Regions from separate parts of the Homo sapiens genome. Here region 2 is linked to region 1. A link is an interaction called in ENCODE POLR2A ChIA-PET data of the cell type or tissue named here. Cell type or tissue: HepG2. All regions are shown on one strand. Each heading gives the region's core, and the rest is flanking DNA. Links, peaks and the distances in the headings are about the cores only. Region 1 overlaps SMAD2 (SMAD family member 2). Region 2 overlaps SMAD2 (SMAD family member 2).

Region 1 (4,400 bases), core at 259-4,258:
AGTCTTTGTGTTCTTTTGAAATCTGCATTATGTAAGTATCACTTATTGCTGGAATTAGAAATAGTGTCTGAACTTAGATTTCAATTCTTGCAGATGTTGAAAATTTATTTCAGTAGAGAACTTGCTGCCACACCATTGAAGGAAATCTGTATATTCTGTAAATGACTCATTCACGTTTTGATAGCAACTTGATTATAAATCTAGTTTTCTTTTTTGTATTTCATTTGTTTTTAACCTGGAACACATTGTTATCTGTTCCTTGTCAGCCTACATTCAGTCTATTTACACTTCAAAAATATTGGCTAAAAATGCTTCAGTTTTTAAAATAAAAGCTTAACTAATTGAAGATGTATTATCAGCATTACTTACAACAAATGTTATTTTATTACATAATTTAAAAATTCTCCGGAGATATTAGACAGATGTCAGCCAACCATGGTTACTGAGACATGCAAAGGTAAGGCTGGCAACTTTAAGTGTTCACTTAGTTCCAAAATGGTTTTAACTCCTCTTGTAAGACATGGGACACTGAAATCATGTGGCAATACCAGGTCATGTGGCCATTCAGATGACCCAGAATAGGCCTAAACTTAAGTTAGTTTCATTTCAGTGAAGAAACAATATTGTAAAGGTTTTATAGAAAACTTTTAGATCCCCAGGAATACAGCTTAACTCATAAGAAACATTTCTCCTAACGAAAGTGTAACAGGCTGGGCGCTGTGGCTCATGCCTGTAATCCCTGTGCTTTGGGAGGCCGAGGCGGATGGATCATCTGAGGTCAGGAGTTTGAGACCAGCCTGGCCAATATGGTGAAACCCCATCTCTACTAAAAACACAAAAAATTAGCCGAGCGTGTTGACGCGTGCCTGTAATCCCAGCTACTCCGGAGGCTGAGGCAGGAGAACTGCTTGAACCTGGGAGGTGGAGGTTGCAGTGAGCTGAGGTCACGCCATTGCACTCCAACCTGGGCAACAAGAGTGAAACTCCTCAAAAAAAAAAAGTGTTACAGAAACTGTTTACTCTCATTCCTCCTAATGCTGGAAATCCCTTTTTTTTTTTTTTTTTTTTTTGCTGTTTATACAGAAGTTTCATTTTTTATTCTTTTTTTAGGCTAAATTCTTATGAATGGAATAATTGAACCAAAGATACAGATACTTGTAGGGAGATTCTTTTATTTTGCTTTTTCTATCAGTTTTTCACAAGGAACAGAGAGATTACTCATGCTAACTCAAAAAGAGGTTTTGTTCTGAGGATATAATTGTGGAGCTGGAACAGGCCTGGACAGTCCTCAGAAACCAAGCCTAGAGATTGGCTGCTCTGCTTTTCTTCAAGACACCAGTTGTCTCTGCCTAGCTCTGGCACACACTCTTACTTGTACACTGACTGCTAGCTCCCCTGAGTCTACTATATTTTATGCTGCCTCCTGGCCATGTGATGAACATAGTTACTTACATAAAGGCATGTATAAAACTGACCCTTTAGCCTTCAGGGTTGCTTCTCTTTCCTCATTCCTAATAGTGATGAATGTACCATTACATGCCACTCAGTTACATTAGGTAGTCGGTCACATTAGTTGTGTTTCAATCCTTTTCCCTAAACTGCACGTCCAGTAGGTCATTCAAAATGCAAATTGTCACTGGAATAAATGAAGTAATACTCCTATCATTAGCAGTAATTTCTGTCTTCAGCTCTTTAATCTGCACTGGCCTTATTTTCCCCTCATCTTCTGCCACAGTGCTTCCTGTGCACCGTATTTTAGTGATAACCTAAATTTTTCGTCTCTCCTAAAACGTTTCCTGTCTTTAGAAAACATGCTGAACTTTCTGCCTGCTGTACTATCTCTCTCAATACTTGTGCTCTGGTGTCAACTTTAGTGTCACCTTTCCCTTCCAAAGGTTGAATCCTGTTCTCTGTGCTAGGATAAGACTGTGTCACATGATACTACGGTGTCTGTAGTTGGCTCCTCTAGAGCATACTTTGTGGCACAGAGTAGGAATCCAACAGGGGCCAAAGGTAGCCAAGTACACTTTTTGCTGCCTGATAGTCCCAGGTTATTAGTTGGTAGATGATTACATGCGTTTGATGGAGTTTTGTGTATTTGCTTTATTTTATCAAGTTACATACTACAGTGCTTATTTATGTGTCGTATTATAGGTCTACCACTATAGACAGTTTAACCGGGCTGTTAAGTTCACTGTTGCTCTTTTATTTGCATTACAGTTCCCTAATTCTATGCAAACCTCACTTTCCCACCATTTCTACTATATTGCTAAAGAAAGTTACATAATCCTATTATTGACTCCTTTCAAATTTTTAGTGTTTGAACCCTAGTTGGACTCCCAAGGTTGCCAATGCAGTATTGTTATGTGGCATTCCATACATCCCTAAAAAGGGTTGACATGGCCAAATTTATGAAATTTATGAAATTTGGCATGCTGTGTTGCCTCTTCCTGGAGGGAGGCCTTGGGGCCAGTCTCCTGAATTGAGCTTGAGGATGCATTGATTTTTTTTCTGTTTCGAGGGGCGTGAGTATGATTATATTAGGTTATGGCCATTATTTTCTTTTTTTTTTTTTTTCCAGATGGAGTCTCGCTCTGTTGCCCAGACTAGAGTGCAGTGGCGTGGTTTTGGCTCACTGCAACCTCTGCCTCCCAGGTTCAAGCGATTCTCCTGCCTCAGCCTCACGAGTAGTTGGGACTACAGGCACTCGCCACCACGCCCAGCTAATTTTTGTATTTTTAGTAGACATGGGGTTTCACCATGTTGGTCAGGCTAGTTCTCGAATGCCTGACCTCGTGATCCAACCGCCTCTGCCTCTCAAAGTGCTGGGATTACAGGCGTGAGCCACCACGCCTGGCAGTTATGGCCATTATTTTCTAGCAAATTATACCAAGGGCTGAATATCCTCAGTTTGAGGACCTTTTTTGAGAACATTCTTTTGATAATTTAAAGTCCTTTTTTGAGCTTTTATTTAATGTTTCTTTTTTAGTAAATATACAGTTGACCCTTGAACAATGGGGTGGTTGGGGTGCTGTCCTGCACAGTGAAGAATCTGTGTATAACTTTTGACTCTCCTAAAACTTACGACCTACTGTTGACTGGAAGCCTTACCAATACATAAACAGTTGATTAACCCATATTTTGCATGTCACATGCATGATAAACTGTATTCTTTAAGCTAGAGAAAAGAAACCTACTAAGAAAATCATAAGGAAGAGAAAATACATATACTATTCACTAAGTGGAAGTGGATCATCATGAAGGTCTTCATCCTCATTGTCTTCACTCTGAGTAGGCTGAGGAGTGGTTGGTCATGCTGTCTCACAGGTAGAAGAGGCAGACTGGGAGTCAGGCACATTCAGTGTAACTTTATGAAAATAAGCAATTTTTGCCTGACTTTTTGCATTTTCATTTCTCCAAAAATGTTTCTGTGTGGTACCAGTCCTCCTTACACCTTTTGCTTTAGTTTCAGTGCCCATGTAATGGAAGGATCTGTGTTATAAAAGAAGTCAAAAGCAGCCTTCAATAATTAGAACCCTATATTATATATAGCTAGATTGTCCTATGTCAATTTGTTTTCTGGCACTGCTTCTTCTGCATCTTCTTCCTCATCATCTGGAGCTAGTTTAGAAGCACTGATCTCTGTTACGTCGTCTTCTGTTAATTCCTCTGATGTGTGGAGTCTGTTAGCCCTTGAATTTCTCTAAAAAGATCCATCTCTTGAAGCCCTTCACTCCCCACTTTTTTTTTTTTTTTTCCATATCCACAATCTCTTATGATTTCCTCGATAGGCTCTGGTGTAAATGCTGTGAAGTCGGGCACATCTGGATACTGTTTTCTCTAGTAGGAATGTATCATTTTGGACTTGATGGCTTTCATGGTTTTTTCTATAACAGCAATGGCATCTTCCATGGCGTAATCCTTCCATACTTTGATGACACTCTATCAGAGTTCTTTTTTGTAACATTGACGGTCTTTTCCATGGAGTACTGTGTGTAATGAGCCTTAAAGGTCCTTATGACTCCCTGATTTAGAGATGTTATTAATGTGTTCAGGGACAAGTAGATCACTTTGACATATTTGGTGTTGGAATCATGGGATTGTGGGTTACCAGCGACATTGTCCAATGTCAAAAGAACTTTAAAAGGCAGTCTTTTACTGGCAGGGTACTTGACTTCAGGGACAAAGCATTGATGGAACGAATCCAGAGAAAAGCGTTCTGGTTGCCCTGGCCTTTTTGTTGTGGCAGCCGGTGTTTATCTTTTCCCTTCAAGGATTGGAGGTCAGCAGCTTTATAGAGAAGGGCAGTGCTGATCATAAACCTGGACATATTTGCACAAAACAGTAGAGTTAGCCTGTCCTTTCCTACCTCAGATCTGGTGCTTGTTTCTCTTTTTGCT
Region 2 (4,400 bases), core at 281-4,280, 75 kb after region 1:
CCAGTAGGTTCCACAGAGACACCTTGGGGGCTGGCTTAGGGGAGGCTGTTGGAGTTCTCACTGACTTAGTGGCATATTTATTCTGTACTGAAGAACTGCATGGGGTTTCTTTTGGAAAGAGTTTCATTGCTTTAAAAAGAAGCTCAGAAAGTCTTTATAACCACTGGTCAACGATTAGAAAAATATAACTGGATTTAGGCCTACCTTCTGGAATACCGCTGATTGTGCTCTTTTTATCCTACTTTAAAGAAGCTTTCATGATTAGATTTGAGCTATATCAGTTATACCGATTATACCTTATAATACACATTCAGTTAGTAAACATTTATTGATGCCTGTTGTTTGCCCAGCCACTGTGATGGATATTGAATAATAAAAAGATGACTAGGACGGGGCCCTGACCCTTGAGCTGTGCTTGGTCTTGTAGAGGTTGTGTTTTTTTTCCTCAGGACCTGTCACTTTGGCAGAAGGAAATCTGCCTAATTTTTCTTGAAAGCTAAATTTTCTTTGTAAGTTTTTACAAATTGTTTAATACCTAGTTGTATTTTTTACCTTAAGCCACATTGAGTTTTGCTTGATTTGTCTGTCTTTTAAACACTGTCAAATGCTTTCCCTTTTGTTAAAATTATTTTAATTTCACTTTTTTTGTGCCCTTGTCAATTTAAGACTAAGACTTTGAAGGTAAAACAAACAAACAAACATCAGTCTTAGTCTCTTGCTAGTTGAAATCAAATAAAAGAAAATATATACCCAGTTGGTTTCTCTACCTCTTAAAAGCTTCCCATATATACCTTTAAGATCCTTCTCTTTTTTCTTTAACTACTAAATAGGTTCAGCATTTATTCAGTGTTAGATACCCTCTTCGTCTGAGGGTGGCGTAGGTTTATGTTGGGATATAAAGTAACACAAGACAATCTTCACTGTACATAAAATATGTCTTCATGTACAGTCTTTACTTTAAAAGCTGAACATTCCAATTTGCGCCTTCCCTCCCAAGCCCCTGCCCACCAAGTATCTCTTTAGATATCTAGTCTGTGGACATGAACAATGAATACTTTTTTCTTACTCTGATCGAAGGCATTGATACTTAGACATATCAAACATTTCTTCCTTTCATATGCTTTACTTTGCTAAATCTATTATATTCATTGCCTGAATTTTATTCTTCCTTTCTACCTGACAACACACATCCAGGTGGTACTTGCTGGTTATCCTCTTTCTTGTTAGCCTTGTTTTTTGTTTTTTTTTTTTTTTTTTGAGAGGGAGTCTCGCTCTGTTGCCCAACCTGGAGTGCAGTGGTGCGATCTTGGTTCACTGCAAGCTCCGCCTCCCGGGTTCACGCCATGCTTCTGCCTCAGCCTCCCAAGTAGCTGGGACTACAGGCGCCCACCACCACACTCGGCTAATTTTTTGTATTTTTAGTAGAGACGGGGTTTCACCGTGTTGGCCAGGATGGTCTCGATCTCCTGACCTCGTGATCTGTCCACCTCGGCTTCCCAAAGTGCTGGGATTACAGGCATGAGCCACCGCGCCCAGCCTAGCCATATTTTTATCTGCATATATCAGAATGTTTCTCTCCTTTGAACTTATTAACAAAAAAGGAACATGCTTTTCATACCTAGAGTCCTAATTTCTTCATCATGAAGGTTGCTATTCAAATTGATCAATCATTTTAATTTTACAAATGGCTCAAAAATTCTGTTCAGTAAATGTCTTTGTGACTGGCAAATGGCATAAATTATGTTTAAGATTATGAACTTTTCTGACAGTTGCAGCCAATGTTTTCCCTACGATACCAGATTTCCATCTTGGGGCATATTGGATTGTTGTATTTAAGACAGTCAGAATAATGATAGTGTGTGGTCTCCAGAGGTAGTCAGAATCCTGCTATTGAGTTCTTTTTATATCTTCCTTTTCAATTTTTTATTACCATTTTGTTTGTTTAGACTACACTTTGTAGGGATTGAGGGGCAAATTATCTCTTGGAGTGGAATTCCTGTGTTTTGAGCCTTACAACCAGGAAATATGAGCTATACTAGATAGCCTCATGATAGCATTTACGATAAGAACTTATCTCGTGTGTTCATGTAATTTTTTGAGTAGGAACTGTTTTATCTTGAATATTGTAGCTAACTATATATAGCAGAACTGCCTCAGTCTTTTTAAGAAGGAAATAAATAATATATGTGTATGAATTTATATATACATATACACTCATAGACAAACTTAACAGTTGGGGTCATTCTAACAGTTAAAACAATTGTTCCATTGTTTAAATCTCAGATCCTGGTAAAATGTTCTTAATTTGTCTGTGTACATTTTCCTTTCATGGACAGACCATTGGAGTACATTAATTTTCTTAATCTGCCATTTGGCAGTTCATTTAATATACCATTTTTTGGCAACTTGGTAACTAAGAATCACAGCCAAAATTTGTTAACATCAAAGAAAGCTCTGCCATATACCCCGTTACTAAATTATTATACATCCAGCAGATTCTGGGATGTACTAACTTAGGGTTAACTTTGTTGTTGTTGATAATACTAGATTGCTCCCTCTTTAATTCTTCTTCTGGTGCAAGGTTGCTGCTTAAGTTACCCTGGGAAATACTACTACAAGGTCAAATTTTCTAGTATCTTACAGCCTGATTGAAGGTGATTCAGATCTTTGCTCAATATAAATGGATTTTCCAAGATTCTCTGGGCCATCCTTGACCCACAGGTGATCTCGCTGGAGTATATTAACTTAACTTCAGTGCCAGTTGGTTTGGTGCCATGAGATCCATAATGAATCCAGAACTTCACCATTGCTTAGATATAAGAGTCCCTTGGAAGAATAATGCCACTGATGATGGGGGTCAGAAGGTGTATTAACTCAACATAGAGGGCTTTTAGATTTTTCTTCAAAAAAATTTCGAGAAAAGTATTCTTTTACCCTCCAAACAGTTAACAGCTCTTAGTTTCTCCAAATATGCTCTTTGATTTACTTATTTTTAATTAAAGATGGTAATTTATTGAACAATGAAATCCGTAATATATTGATTTAAGGACAAAAGTGAAGTTTTAGAATTATAAAAGTACTTAAATATTATATATTTTCCATTTCATAATTGTTTTCCTTTCTCTGTGGCTTTAAAGTTTTTGACTATTTTACAATGTTAATCACTAGGTAACTTGCCATATTTCTGGTTCTATATTAAGTTCTATCCTTTATAATGCTGTTATTATAAAGCTGGTTTTTAGCATTTGTCTGTAGCAATAGAAATTTTACTAAGTCTCTGTTCTCCCAGTAAGTTTTTTCTTTTCTCAGTAAGTCCCTAAGAAAACATTTGTTTGCCACTCTTACTATTCCCAATCTTGGATTGTTCGAGCTGAAAAAAAATTTGATGAGAAACAGGAGGATCCTTTTCTGGTGAATATAGGTTCCTGCTTTAAGAATGTGGAAATCCATTGCTTTATATAACTAATATACACACAGATTAATTAAAATTGTGAGAAATAATTCACACATGACAAGTAGGTAACATGCATGAGTTTTGAATTTTTTTAAAAACCCAACTGTTTGACAAAATATAGAACCCAAATTGGTACTTTCTTAGACCAGTGTAACCTCACACCTCAGTTTTGCTTTTCCAACCCTGACTTGAAAGGCATATTTGTATCTTTTTATTAGTGATAGTGAAGCTGTGACACTAACCTTTTATACAAAAGAGTAAAGAAAGAAAAACTACAGCGATTAAGATGAGAACAGTTCTGCAGTTGTTGAACTAGATCACAGCATTGTAGGCAGAATAAAAAATGTTCATATCTGAGAATATTCCTTTCGCCATCTTTTCCCAAGGCCAGACCTCCTGGTGGAGCACAGTTAAAAGTAACATTCTGGGCCTTTGTAATCGGAGGGCTGTGTCTCCAGCTGGCAGCCTTTGTTTTAATATATAATGCAGGACTGTGGAAAACAGTTGGCATAGAATATTTTCACCTAAAAAAGAAAGAAAAGACATACAAAACTGGATTAATTGCAAAAAGAGAATACAGTAAAATACCATATAACTGGACAAAGCTAGAAGAACCTTTAGAAGATTTGTCTGAAAACAGATTTCAAGAGTGAGCTTTTATACACTGCTCACTAATTTGCTTGATTACTACCAACTCTTCTTAAAGTTAACACGTTTAAGGTATTTCTGGACTTCCTAGCCTTTTAGCAAGCTTAGAGGAACTAGCCATTAGCTAGTGATGTAAAAATATTTTGGGGACTGATGCCCTTAAAGGTTATGCCCTTGAAAGTTCTTACCTTTTCTCTAGTGATATTAAGGAACGAGTGGGTAGTGTTCTCAGGGTGACCAGCTGCCCTAAAGTGCCTGGGATTGAGGGTTTCCCTGGATGCGGGACTTTCCCTGGATA

What was found. Peaks named below come from ENCODE experiments on the same cell type or tissue, not always from the same donor. Only the 100,000 strongest peaks of a DNase experiment are listed, where the experiment ranks them.
Region 2: POLR2A ChIA-PET joins it to region 1 with 5 read pairs; 7 of 35 experiments call an interaction of 5 or more read pairs at or near these places.

Annotation. Positions count from the first base shown.
Region 1 is chr18:47,909,529-47,913,928 of GRCh38, reverse strand. The region is part of intron 1 of SMAD2 (SMAD family member 2); the gene reads left to right. Among named protein-coding and RNA genes, the nearest start is that of SMAD2, 19 kb to the left of the region's middle. In HepG2, for the core only: no CTCF peak of the experiment used is centred there; a DNase peak (open chromatin) is centred at 1,908.
Region 2 is chr18:47,834,419-47,838,818 of GRCh38, reverse strand. It overlaps SMAD2 (SMAD family member 2), which reads left to right. Exons shown (of 11, transcript NM_005901.6): 11 at 1-4,400. Among named protein-coding and RNA genes, the nearest start is that of SMAD2, 94 kb to the left of the region's middle. In HepG2, for the core only: no CTCF peak of the experiment used is centred there; no DNase peak of the experiment used is centred there.